2 separate regions of the Homo sapiens genome follow, and region 2 is linked to region 1. Evidence: chromatin contacts called from ENCODE Hi-C or POLR2A ChIA-PET data. All regions are on one chromosome and are shown on one strand. Each heading gives the region's core, a stretch centred on a gene start or an enhancer-like site at or near the end of the contact. The rest is flanking DNA. Distances are from core to core; before and after follow the strand shown.

Region 1 (7,719 bases), core at 904-3,403:
TTGAATGTATCCCAGTAAGGTCCTTCCCATAGGCTGAGTTGAAAATACTCTGACTCCGTTGCTATGCAAAGCAGTTTCTAAACATGTTTTGAAAATCCGTTTGAAATTTGAGAGTAGAATTTGGTTCTCAAAGGCTTCATTTAGGCTTAAAACCTTTTGGTTCACTCTAAAATAATGCGAGGGTTTCATCCTTAATGGACTATCGAGGTTAAATTCAACAGCTGCTTCTCCTCTGATATATATTTATGAATGCAGGATGCATTCTATATGGTACAGTACACCCTCACAGAGCTCTGAGTAAGAGGAAAAAAACATGGAAACAAATTTTTTTTTAATGTTGGAGTGTCCTTACGGGGTTTGCTAAAGGACAAATGGGGCTCTCATTAAAAATAGGGATTGTATCTTCTTGAGTATACATGGATCGTGACCAACACAACAGTTTTTACTGAATTTACTGATAAAAATGTCACTATGTTATGTCAAGCTCAAGTCTTTGGGAGGGTTTTTCAGGATTCTGTAAGATATGGCTTTGACTTTGTATTCGCTTTTGGGCACCAGGTCATCAGGGAAAAGTCACAAGATCTATGCAAAAGGCAGCGTCAGGAAGCAGCATCTCTAGTGGTTTCCCCTTGGTTTCATTGTCCCTGTGTTCCTGTGTTCATCTGGGTTATTGAGTCTTTGATCCCACATGGGAAAGGTTTGCCATGTTGAGCCAGTAGTAGTATAACTCATTCTAACTAAGGCACATAGCTTCTGCCCTCTCCCCTGCTGGATGAGTATTGGACCAATTCCTTTGTCCTTAGCACCACTTACAAGGATTTATTTCCATTCCAGAGGATTTATTCCCATTCAGAGAAGGAACAACATAGTTAGATAGGAATAAAAATGCTACTCTGTGTATAAAGCTTCTTGCACCTAGCTAATCTAGCAAACTGGTGTTTTGGTCTTCAACACTAACTAGATCATTATTATGTGACACTAATTAAAGGGTCTTCTGTAATGGGATAAGGTGTTATCTGATCAAATGAAGGAGGAATGATATTTGGCAGTATATGGTATATGTGAAAATCATGGTGTTCTTGCTACTTAGAGACTGTGAGAAGGGATAAGGATTGGCTTAGAGCCAGCTCACTCTACATGCTCTCCCAGAAGTGTTTTCTTGAAAGAGTTTTTCCCCATTGGGACCTTCCATTTTCCTCTGGCTTAGTAAAGTGACTGTAATTAAATAGATTCAATTTCTGTTTATGGTGAAGTAAAAGATTGAGAACAGATTGCTCTTTAACCTGAAATGTGGAAGGGCTAGTCGATTCGGAAGCTAGTTAAAATGATTTTGTGTATTAACTGGTAAACTCAACAGATTTTTTCCCCTGTGAATCTAACATTTCTAGATCTTTGCATTCCTCCCGTGAGAAGTCCACCTCTGAATCCTTTCGAGAGCTCAGATTCCTAGGAACTCAGATTTTTGAACATCTACATGATGTTATTTTGTAAGTGGAACACTGACTATTAAAGGATAGCAGTGGAGTGGAGTGGTGAGGGCACAGCTCTGGGTCAGGATAACTGGAGAGAAACCCTAAGGCTTATTCCATAATCTCTCTTGATTTGAGCTTCTGAGGATAAACTGAGGCTTGTAACATGCTAGCCCAGTATCTGGTGTAGTAAATATTGAATGCACTGTGGTGGAGAGGGTTGTGTTGTCAATGTTGCTGTTGTTATTGTTGAGACCTAAAGGATTGCTATGATCTAAATCAGCTTAATTTCCTTCAACTTGATAAAAATTAGCCTGTGACTATTGAACTGGATGATGCTCTCCTAATGGTTTTTGCATTTTGCCTTCATTCAGCCAGTTAAAGCTGGTGTTTACAGAATTGTGAAACATTTGAGCCTGGGACAGTCATGTGATTTACAGTTTTGTCTTGTTTCATGCTTTCCAGCAACATAATTACTGAACTTTTTATCGTAATAAAAATATAGGCAATAAAAAAGGCAGTCCCCTGGAATTCCCTCTATCTCTCTTAGAATGCTAAAGGATATTTTTTTGTGATCTCAGCTCTGTTCTGTTAAGTATCCTCTCCCTTCCCCACGTCTGTCTTTGCAGATTTGTGACCAGACGGCTGCACTGAATGGAGACTAGGAAGGGAGCCCAACTGTTTTCCTTGTGTTGGCCCTCTGTGCCGAGCAGGGATTGTTGAGCAAAGCAGGGATTGCTGAGCAGCGTTTCTCCAGGGAGGGTCACAGGGTAGTACAAACCCACTCTGGATTTTTCTTTTTTTTTTAATTATTAAAAACTTTGGCCAAATACTATCAGTAAGGGGGAGAAAGTATGTGGTTTGAAGACCAGTTGGACCAGTCTTTTAAAATATCAACTGGAATAAAGCAAGAATGCCTTACACTTCTTTAATTTTCTACATTTAACAGGAGACAGTTGCTCCCAGAGTCACTTCTAACTCCACAGACAGTATTGTGCAACCTTGCTCAGCATTTGGAGACACTATATAATTAAAATTCCTTTGAAAATGGTTGCCCAATGATTGACATTTATTCCAAAATACATTATCATGTTGAATGCTTAATTCCTTCTTCCAGTACATTTTCTTTAATAAAAAAGTAAAAATCTATTTTTTAAAAGGGTGATGGAGTTTTGTAAAAAATTGAAGCAGTGTAACAAACTTATGTCTAATCTTGCTCTTAAAGAGCTGGCAGGCTAGCAGGGGAGACCAGAGTAAGTTATGGAAAGCAAAAAAAGCAATACTCAGGATATAACTGAGTTGCCTTATATAGATAGACTTGAAATGCTGCTGAGATTCCAAAGAGGAAGAGATAATAGGAATCTGTTGCTCTCTTACCTCCTAGTACATTGACTCATACCTCCACTTCAAACACAAGCAACATTTAGTATTACTACGAAATTATCTAATGGGCTTCCTTTCTCAGGGCAGTAGGAATCTGTCTCTCTGCTGTGGCTTTCTGGAGTCCTTCCCTTCTGATGTCTGTCTGTGCCCCAGTTTCCATTTTCATATGGTCATCTTTGATTCTGGATAGCTGCTTCTCTCTGTGTTCTCAGAAGAAATAGACTAGTGAGATCACTGTCATGCCCCCTCCACAATTAGGAGGCTGTATCTTGAGACCTTCTTGGATCCCACAATTTGTAGATATCACAATAGCAATCATGGTTAGAGAAGTCTACCACCAAACCAGGAGTTAGATGCTAAGGATGGGTGAGCATGTCCAAATAGCAGCTTTAAAAAGCCTCAGCACACTTACAATAGACTACATGTCAGAGTTTTGGGTTATCTCTGAATAGTCAAAACCCCGATATTATATACATGTATGTAAAGAGGCTATTTTAATATCATACTGTTTGTTTGACTTTTGAGTAGTGAATGCATAATATGGGAATAAGTACAATACGTGAGTGAAACACCGAAATCACCTTTCACTGTTTTGTTTAGTAGTTTGGAGCCTTCAGTTCTTCTGGAAAAATAATTCAATGCACATTAGTTTTGCTTTCTACATTTGAGGGAGGTGAATGCTTTACTTTTGTAACTGTAAGAGGTCTCAGCAGTCTTGTAGCCTATTCATATTAAAGATAAGGACACTGAGGCCAAGAAAGGTGAAATGGCTTGCTTAATGGTTACACAGAGAATTAACTGTAGCTTCATGATTTTAACTCAGGTCTTGTGACTAGAATTTCAGTGCACTTTGCATTAGGCAATTCTGAACCTTTGAGTAAAACTAAAATGCAAAGACTGCTCTTGATAGCATTCTAGGTGGAAGAGTTGAAGATAGTAGGATATAAAGATAAACAAACCTATCTTATCTGGACAGGACCTCAGCTCATTAGGAAGAGGAATGAGGAAGAGAGAATGTAGGAGGAAAGAAATGGCAGAAAGACAAATAATCATGGGAAGGGACTGGAACAGGGTAAATGCCAGACATTTTCAAGATTAGAAGAAATCTGAGTTGAGTTTGAAAAATTGAAAGATTTCTTCAGGTAGAAGCAAAAGGAAAATAAGCAGAAATATTATCACATATAAGGGAGTCTGCAGAGGAAGAAGAAAAGCATGACCCTAATAGATAAAGATAAGAAGCACCAAATCATTTCAATAAGTTTCTGAATTTTAAACACTTTCTTTTCCTTCCAAACCATTTAAAGAGGAGGAGGAGGAGAAAAAAATAACGATTTGTGAGGGATGTCTCATATGCTATTTATTATAAGAAGGAAAGTAAAATTCAATAAATTACAAAATGATGTATCAAACAAAGTTCAGCATGGAGGTTAATAAAATAAATACAGACTTGAGTGGAGTTGTGTCCTAGCACTTACTTTTAAAGCCATGTTTCAAAAAAAGGGCATCCATGGAAGTGATGGATAATTTTTATCTGATAGCAAGAACAGACACTAATAATGGCAAGTTATTGTGTTCTTAGATTGTTATTTTAATACTTAACGTTTTCAAGATTAGCCTCTGAGAAGCTGCTCATTTACTTTTGGTGCATAATGATCACTTAGGGTATGAAGCCATCAGCTGCGCCCTTTGTTATGACCATGGAAAATGTTATGACCTCCTGTCAATGATTATTTTGGAAGGAATAGAAGAAATAAGTTATGATTACATATTATAGATATTATAAGCATAGTGTTAGTAAATATTTTAAAAAGAAGACTAGGCACAGTGGCTCATGCCTGTAATCTTAGTACTTTGGGAGACTGAGGCAGGAGGATCACTTGAGCCCAGGTGAGACCAGCCTGGGCAACATAGTGAGATTCTATCTCTACAAAAAAAAAAAAAAAAATCTTTCCATGGCTTTCTCATCTGCAGATTGTTTCTCAGTGTCAAGCAAGCACATCTTTCTTCCATCCCACCTGTCTTCCCTGTTTTAATTTTATTTCTGTGCTTCATAAGGTTGAGGCAGTATGCAATCACAATCCTTTTACAATTACAAAAAAATTCCCAAACAATTTTCTTTTTTAATTTTTGAGAAAAATTTTGCTTTTATGCTCTCTGATCAGATTTGCCTTTATATACATACAGGTTCCTTTTTTCACCCCACTCCCAACTTAAGGCTGATTTTACCATCCAGTTGTTTAAACAAAATTCTGTTTTGGGTATCAGGTGTTTTAAATTAAAAATTCTTCAAAATTGATTTCCAAAGGAGTCCGTAAGGCTTACGATATTTTAGACCAATTCTTAACTAGAACAGAAAATTTTGCCTTTTAGGTTTACAGTGATTTCATATTATCTGATGATTCTGTTGAAGGGGCCCATTATTTATGGTATTTGCCTGGAGGTTGTCTTGTAAGCCTTGACTATGTGTTTTAAGAAAGAAGGCAGGCTGAGTGCGGTGGCTCATGCCTGTAATTTCAGCACTTTGGGAGGCCGAGGCAGGCAGATCACCTGAGGTCAGGAGTTCCAGACCAGCCTGGCCAACATGGCGAAACCCCGTCTCTACTAAAAAATACAAAAATTAGCTGGAGGTGGTGGCAGATGCCTGTAATCCCAGCTACTCGGGAGGCTGAGGCATGAGAATCGCTTGAACCCTGGAGGCAGAGGTTGCAGTAAGCTGAGATCACGCCACTGCATTCCAGCCTGGGCGACAGAGCAAGACTCCGTCTAAAAAAAAAAAGAAAGAAAAAGAAAGAAGTCAGCAGTTCAACTATAAGATGCACAGTATATCAGAGGTAGTGGAAAGTCTACATATGCCTCCTATTTTAATTTTAACAAAAAAATGACTCTGTCACATAGACTTCTAGCTCTTTTTAGCGGAATAGGTAGGAAACCTATAATGCATGAATTGTTTAAAGAAAGTATCGAGGCTGGGTGAGATGGCTCATGCCTGTAATCCCAGCACTGTGGGAGGCTGAGGCAGGTGGATAATTTGAGGCCAAGAGTTCAAGACCAGCCTGGCCAACATGGTAAAATCTCGTCTCTGTTAAAAATACAAAAATTAGCTGGGCGTGGTGGCAGGCATCTGTAATCCCAGTTACTCGGGAAGCTGAGGCAGGAGAATTGCATGAACCCGGGAGGCAGAGGTTGCAGTGAGCCAAGACTGCACCACTGCACTCCAGCCTGGGTGATAGCACGAGACCCTGTCTCAAAAGAAAAAAAGAAAAGAATAAAGAGAGTATGGAATAAAATGCTAGATTTGAAGAGGAAAAGGACAGGTTGGTAGCAGGACTGGCTATATAATTTGTGGGGCTCAGTGCAAAATGAAAATAGAAGTCCCCTTGTTCAAAAATTAAGAAGTTTAAGGTAGCAACAGCAAAGCATTAAACCAAGCATGAGGCTCTTCTGAGCATGGGGCCCTGTGTGACTTCATAGGTCACACACTCATAAAGCTCACCCTGGTCAGAAGTTGAGATGTCAGTAAAAAGGAAAAGGAATGATCCATTCCCTGTGATGTTTTCCTACCTCTATGCCATCCTTACCTATGTACTCATCAGGTGTGACCATCTCTCAAGGGGGCACCATTGTGCCAGTGAGCTGAGGCACAGACACTGGCTCTAGTCTATGGAGGAAGGAGCATGAGAAGGAGGTTGCATTCTACCAGCGGCGGGAGAGTAGGATGGAGCTGAAGGCTTTCTGAACTGATCTAGGAGAGAGAGCATGAACTTGGGAACTCTGCAACTTTCTAGCAGTGTAGTAAAGTTATTTAACCTCTCTGAATCTTATTTTTTCATTGCCGTAAAATGGTGATATCTACCTCTCAGGGTTACTGTGTGGATTACAGATAATGTGGAAAATGCCTAGCACTGTGGCTGGTATGCAGTGGAAGCTCAAGATATATTGTACATATGGTCATTTTTGTAAGTGCGGAGATACACTGAGGATGAGTGAAAAAGACTTCAAGTCTCAGATAGGGTGGAGGATCTCAGAATGCTTGAAGAGCCTTGTAAGAACTGGCTGCCTCTCTTGAGTCCCTCCTTAGTTCCTGAGTGCTTTGGAATCGTTTAAAACTCACAATTGCATCTTCTTCCCAAATAGGGTGAGGAGCAATCTGTGGGAAGTCAGTGCACAGTAGAGTTCAGTCTTCCAACGCTGAAAATTTGCCAACTTTCACCCACACTGTGGAGATGAGAAAGCAGCTGTGGGCAGACAGTAGAGTAAGCTGTGGGGTCTCTGGAACATGTTACGCTTACGGATGTTCCATTGTTCCCATGAGATTTTGTACTTTGTCTGTTTTATCCAGGTTTGTTTCCATAATATACGAAGGAGACAGCCAAAACCATTTTATGTAGTTTTCCTACTTTGTTTTGATTTATTTGTTATTATTTACAGTATTATCTCCAATAACAACAATGGAATTTCCTTTCCTACTAATCTGGCCTGTTTCCATTTTGCCTGTTTATTTTAATTTCCTTTTTTTGGACTGAAATCTCTACATGACTCTGATTTGTTTATTTCCTTGCGTGTATGTGTCAGCATCATTTATTAGTGTGTCCACTCAGAGGAACTTTGTTCATTAATTATGTAGGTTTTGTTTCCTGGTTCCTAATGGGAGGGTATTAAGTGCTCTATGTTTCTAAGTACTTCACGATGGTTTTGGTTATCAGTTTCTTCATCACTGCTCTCTGCAAGTAGATGGGCTTACTCTCCATGGCTTACAGATGGAGCATGGGAAGCCCCAGAGCAGAGAAGTAACTCCTCTGCAGATGATGATTTTCTTAAATCCGCTGACCCGTCACGCCTGCCACTCGTATAGATTTCAATTTCCACT
Region 2 (6,715 bases), core at 3,164-5,663, 82 kb before region 1:
AGTAGCACAATAAAGATAGTGATATATGCATAGATTTAAAAGCTCAGGATTCATTATTCTTTATTGAGACTCCTAGAGCATGGGGAGGAAACAGAAGAGAAAGGCGTTCTTCAACTTTACCTGTTTCATAGATTCCAAGTCAGTAAAGCAAATGAGTTAACAATGCAAGTTCTAGAAACAGACTGTCTGGTTTTAAATTTGGGCTTGGCCAATTATCAGCTTGGTGGCCTTTGACAAGTTATTTAACATTTGGGAGCCACAGATTCCTTGTCTGTAAAATGAAGATATTAATAGTACTTACCTGATAAGATTGTCTTGAGCATTGAATAACAGAATGAATATAAAATGCTTCACTAATGTGCTTGTCACATAGTAAGGACTCAGTAAATATTAACTCTTAGTAGTAAAAGTACAAATCCTAGGGTTATCTAGATTATTCCTAATTATAAAAGTACAAAAAAGTGTTTTGCATTTTGTTCATGATCTTTCTTCTCAGAATATGTTAACATCTAATGTATTGTGCAGAACTATTCAGTGTGCTTGCATTTAACATCAACTTTCTTAAAATCACTGGAAATAATTTGGAGGTTTTTGGGTTTTTTTTGAGACTAGGATCATGGGATCTCTTTTGCTTAATGATAGAGACTTCTTAGGAAAGTGCCACTTGAGTATTCTTTGGATTGTGGACACTCATTCATTGACATGTAAGAGTTTTCTTTCCCGTGAGTGGGTCTTGTTAGAAGACTTTTGAAAAATTACTGTTACAGAAAGCAAATATGGTTCTTTAGAATATTTCAAATTAGTAGTTTCTGGGATGTTAAACTCAAAAAGCTGAGATCTTTAAGTAATGATTTTTTCCTTTAAAAAATATTCCTTCAGTTATCGTTGTTCCTATAATGCTCTAGGAGCTACCTATTTTGTTTGTTTTTGAGACAGTCTTGCTCTGTTGCTCAGATTGCAGTGCAGTGAGATGATCATGGCTCACTGTGGCCCCAACCTTCCGGGCTCAAGTGATCCTCCTGCCTCAGCCTCCCAAATAGCTGAGACCACAGGTATGTACCACCATGCCCAGATAATTTTTTTATTTTTTAGGAGGGATACAGTCTCCCTATGTTGCCCACACTGATCTCGAACTCCTGGGCTCAAGTGATCCTCCTACCTTGGCCTCCCAAAGTGCTGGGATTACAGGTGTGAACCACCATGTCCAGCCTTCCGTCACTATTAACATGTCTATTCCCTCCAGTCTTTTTGCTATATGTGTATGTTACATATAATATAAACAAAGTCATGTTTTATACCCTGCTTTTTCACTTAATATTGTGCCATGAGCATTTTCCCATGTTATTAAAAATAATATTCGGCCAGGCGTGGTGGCTCACGCCTATAATCCCAGCACTTTGGGAGGCCAGGGTGGGCGGATCATGAGGTCAGGAGATGGAGACAATCCTGGCTAACATGGTGAAACCCCGTCTCTACTAAAAATGTAAAAAATTAGCCAGGTGTGGTGGCATGCGCCTGTAGTCCCAGTTACTCGGGAGGCTGAGGCAGGAGAATAGCGTGAACCCAGGAGGCAGAGCTTGCAGTGAGCCAACATCCCACCACTGCACTCCAGCCTGGGTGACAGAGCGAGACTCTGTCTCAAAACGAAAAACAAAAAACACAATATTCATGGCTAATTAGTTTTTTATTATGTAACTGTAACATTCAGTTTCTTGCCTCTTTTAATTATTATAACACTTTGATAAATATTTCTGTGAGAAATTATCTATTGCATATATTATATAATATTTATTATAAAGAATCAGATTTTTTTTTTTTTTTAGAATAGATTACTAGAAATCATAGTATTAGGTCAAACATTGTCAAATCGCTTCCTAGGAAGGTGTACCAATCTTATCACATTCTCTTACAATGTTGTTTATCCCAATTTGAGAAGGGAGCATTGGTATTTTTTTGTTGCTATAATGTGTGCCTTTATTATTTCTAGTGAAGTTGAACACTTTTTGACATGCTTATTGGTCTGTGGTATTTATTCTTCTGTGAAATATATTTGATTTTTTACCTATTTTTTGCGTGAAGTTTTCCTTATTGGTTTGCAAGACATTTTTATGCATCAAGAATATTAAATCTGCCACATTTGCTGCTAATATTTTACCTGGTTTATACAGCCTTTTAATTATGCCAATGTTATTTTAATTGCACCAAATTTTACATTTTTATGTGGTCCAGTCTCTACTCCTGTGATTTTTTTTCTTATTGTATTTAGAAATGCCTTCCTCATCAAAGCATAATTAAGTATTCCCCATATTTTCTTCTAGTATTTATGGTTTCATTTTTTACATTTAACTTTGTCAGATAACAAAACTGATAAGGCAGAAAATTTAAATGAGGTAAACTGACCATTGCAACAGAATATATTTTTCACTTTTCAAAATCTCACTTATCATATCACAAGTATGAATACTTGTGCTAATAAATAAATTATGGCCTCTCATATGGAAGTGCTATGTTCACCTTCTGTCTTCCTCAGCCCACATCAGCTCATTCATTGCTGTATTTGATACAGCTTGATCTCTAGCCTGAAACCTGCAGAGTTCCTATGCTAATCCTATCCTGGGCAGAAAATATGTTAAAAGCCTCAATCCAGCTGTAGGTGGAATGTAGCTTTATTCATGTCACCATTATCTTAGTGGCTAATATCCTGCAGTAACTCTGGCACCACATACCCACCAGATTCTAGATTTCTCCTAGCCTCTGCTGTGTCATCTTAATCCATAGGATTGGACATTAGCTTTGTTTTTTCCTTAGTACTATATTTTCCTGATGTAACTGAATTCCTGCCTTGAGGCTTCCTAGACCTTGTCATAGCTTTCCTTCTAGAGAGCTGGATTTAACCCTTGGCAGTGGACGATCTCTTGGAACCTGACGCCATTTCCTGCTTACTCCCGAGCATTGTTTCCTCTCTGGACCTCCTCCTTGCTTAGCCTTCATCAGGCTGGATGGATCTCTCCATCAGAACTTGCCAAAACCAAGCCCAAACTTTCATGCTTTTTAATATTGTGCCCTTGATGTGGTCGACTTATGGGTGGTACACCGGACATCCAGGTTACTGCTCAGATTACAATTTCAACTCACCCATAGACAATTTACAGATTGATTTGGCTAAATGTTATGGAAACAGAACCAAAAGGCACTTTTCTGTCTTTATTACTATTTCTTAAGGTGATGTGTATGTGGAGTTAACTATATATAATGGTCCCATAATTACCCTTTTGGGAAACAAAAGTCTTTGTGTGTTTTTAGATAAAGGTAGCAAAATGGAAACTCCCTATTGCTTTTCTAAGCACGCCTTCCTTTGCACCCCCATCTTCTGTGGCTGTTTTAGCCAGAAATGATACATCATTACTGTCTTTAAGGAGATGGAGAGGACTGTGGCTTTAACACATAGTGGAGGGAGCTCTGTAGTCTCATTCTTGCTGACAACTTTTCAGTGTCAACCAACTATAGTTTCCTATTGGTGAAGTTTTCACTTTTTCAGAGTCTTTCTGGGCTTGTTCTTTGATCACCCTCATCTGAAGAGGAAGCAGGAAAGAACTGTTGCCCTCTTTGAACTCTTAGAGAATTCATGGTTTATTGTATCAATTTGTTATCGACCACAGATTATCTTGTTAACTTTTGGTATCTGTCATTTTATTCTCCCCAACCAGGTGGAAATGTACCCTGTTTAGGCCCAGGACCTACCTTAGCAACCTTGATTGGCTCACAAGCCAGGTTGCTTAAGACTTGTTTCCCCAGCAGCTGGTGTCCCTACTTCCTGCCTAGCCCTTTTCCTTTTGCTTTGTCTGTGCTTGGGAAATACATGTTATACTCTGTAGAGCAGATTTGCTGGCAGTAAGAACAGAGATGTGTAGAGCCCAGCGTGCTGGAGGGCTCTCTGCATCTGGCTGTGAGTGGCCCCTGGACTGGGACCGTGGGAGGACAGCTTTCCATAGTTTAACATAAATGAACCACACCATAAGGACAATCTGCTCTCATTTCACTCAACTAGGATTTAGTGAGTACTGTTAAAGCACAGTTTGCACTGGAGTAATTGGAGAATGGAGTTTGCCCTTCACAATCTGTGCACAATCTGTTAGCAGCTAAAAACAAATGTTAGCAGTTATAATTACCATCAATTTGTCTCCAGGCTTGGATCACATTCCAGGTGTTAGAAGAGATGGTCCATTTCCTTTTTTTTCTCCTTTAAGTCCCATGCCCTGTTTCAAGTAGCTTCAGAAGGCAATTGTGCTGTAAAGATTCACCTTGTAATGGGTTCAGGACTCTTTCACAGTTTGTGTCTATTCGTTCATTTGAACTTTGCTGTTCCAAGTTAGAAAGCCCTTGCTGAGGTGTGGCTACCTCTAAGAACACTGTTGATTGGGTGCCATGGTAACGTTTGCAAAGTAGCTACTGCTAGGATACAGCTCTGACACTTATTACTTTATTTGCATATCAAGCCACCTGTTCCAAAGATGAAAATATACAGGACTGCATATCCCAGTCTGGGTAAAAGGATAATAGCTGACTGTTGAAGAGAACATGTTGCAGTTTTTCTCCTGCTAGCTGAAGAATCAAGTTCTGAGGGCCTGCTCCTCAGCACCTTTCTCCTGGTCTAGAGTAGGTGCCAGGCCTGGCGGTTCTGTTGCCTGCGTGGGTGCCAGGGCTTCTCCTTGGGAGGCTTGCCCTCTGTGAGAGGGAGCAGAGAGTTGACTTCCTCCAAGAGGCCCATAGTCCCTGAAGGGGGTGTTTTTGATTCTGTCTAAACCTAGGCTATGTGTTAGCGGTTTCCCTCCTCTTAGAAATTGCCTGGAAGACTCTTGCTATTGGTATGTATGTGGTTCCCTCCAGTTTAAGACAAGATTTGTTCCAGGATCGGTTGTAGCCCCTTCTCTGTGGCTAACGGAAGAGCCACTTGTCCTTCTCCATTCTTTTCCTTAGTCTCCCTTGACCCCCACATCATCTCCTAGACACAAGGCACATTGATAGTCACAATTCACTGTCAATCACTCTGGATTATTCCCTCATTCCCCTTTCCCAGGCCACCTGAAGGAGTGAGTGGGGATTGCTATTGTGTACATTCCAGTAATAACTATTGGCTGTAAGCAGACATACTCTAAAAATAACTCAGGGATACTGAGCACCCAGAGGGCACCTTCTGTCTTCTCGAAGCTTCGCCACGCCTGTTTCCACTGTCAGACTTCCAGTCTGCACCACAGCACACATCCTTTCTCATCCAGAGTGCTCCTACTAGACGAGATGTTTTTGTCTCCTAAGGGCCTCAGGTGTATTCATGAACTCCTCAGCTGGTTATTTTCAGTTTCATCTTCCTTGGTGCTTGCTCTGGCACATGGTCACTGCTGCATCCTGTCCCTTCCCCACAGTTTGCCATGGGTCATCCCTTTTTTCTCATTGCTTGCATCTTCTAACTGAATGAACTTGTAAATATGGAACTGAAAGTCAATCCTCATAGCTCATCTTTTATTTAATCCTAATAAATGACAATCTATTGCAAACATTACTTTAAAAATATTACTTATCAAAAGCTGGGTGAAAGGATAATAGCTGACTGTTGAAGAGAACATGTTGGGGTTTTTCTCCCGCTAGCTGAAGAATCAAGTTCTGAGGGCCTGCTCAGTTCTGTAAGAAAGTATTAGCTGTCTGACAGGTTCCAGTGAGGGGAGGAAAAGACAAAAAATATAGTCCCCAAATCTGCACCAGCATCCCATGTGCACTGTGCACCTTCCATGGTGGATTAGATGCTCAGCAAATGATATACCTATGGAAGGTTAAGCCTAAAGAAACAGGAAAAATGAGCCTTTGTCCACTAGCACATTTATCAATTGCATTTTAGGGTGATTTTAGGGATAGGCAACCCCAATTAGTCATTATTCTTTAAAGGTAGTTGTCTGTTAGATGTAGGAAGACTCCAAGGAATGTTAAGTTGGCAACATTCCATTTAGGTTGCACAGAATGACTTTTAAGACTAAACTTCATCAGGAGGAAATGAAAGGCCTTTACCATGGTTCCTGTTCACAGTGAAATTGACATGTATTGGAAAGGAGATGCTTGGAAGAAATGTCTAGCTTCCCCAACAGACTCCTTTCTTCTCTTTTCTGTCTTCCTTTGTTAATCTGCCATGTTTCATCTTCATTCAGATGAGTTATGATGTATATTATTTATGTAGAGATATTATGAGATTATAATGAAGAAGATTTACAAAGACTAAACTATCCTGCAATGATCTAAATTTTTAAGAGACATTTACTCAGTTTGGCACTCCAAAAATTATTAATCTATGTTCTGACAACCCAGTTTGGGGTATATCCAAGATGGCTTGTGTGTTGCTAGTTACTGCTTATAAGGCAACTTTCTCTTTGGGTGGCAGGAAGTAAAATATTTATAAGTTATTGCTAAAATGTTAAAGTTTTATTTGAACCTACTGTACCCAAGTAATTATATAATTCATCACTTTAGTAGCAGTTTGGTTGACACTGAACAACAATGCTCAAATTCATGTAGCAGTAACAAACTACGTGATAAAAGGAACTGAATTTAGAAAGCAAGCTTCAAGTAAAGATCAGAAGATTAAGTAGATTTCATGGAGCTCACTAAGGAGTTAGATGGGAAAGATGAGATAAGAAAAGCACTGGAGTTGAGACCAAAAGGAGACGAAAAA

Evidence for each region. Hi-C counts contacts between places; a loop is a spot of excess contacts on that map. ChIA-PET counts read pairs that join two places held with the same protein, here RNA polymerase II (POLR2A). Pooled maps may share reads with other maps.
Region 2: a map of Caco-2 shows a loop between it and region 1 (3-fold over the local background). The contact joins the promoter of APOBEC4 here to the enhancer-like site in region 1. A Hi-C loop is called at or near these places in 2 of 168 maps with a recorded cell type or tissue (Caco-2 and cardiac septum), 1 of 37 single-sample maps with no recorded cell type and 2 of 50 pooled maps. POLR2A ChIA-PET finds 5 or more read pairs at or near these places in 2 of 52 experiments (OCI-LY7 and WTC11).

The regions. Positions count from the first base shown.
Region 1 is chr1:183,732,803-183,740,521 of GRCh38, forward strand. It overlaps a transcript of RGL1 not described here. Among named protein-coding and RNA genes, the nearest start is that of RGL1, 68 kb to the right of the region's middle. Within about 2 kb of position 2,154, at least 11 of the 41 ENCODE cell types and tissues checked have a DNase peak (open chromatin) inside an H3K27ac peak, as active enhancers do.
Region 2 is chr1:183,648,903-183,655,617 of GRCh38, forward strand. APOBEC4 (apolipoprotein B mRNA editing enzyme catalytic polypeptide like 4) reads right to left here and starts at 4,414. Exons shown (of 2, transcript NM_203454.3): 1 at 4,170-4,414. It also overlaps a transcript of RGL1 not described here.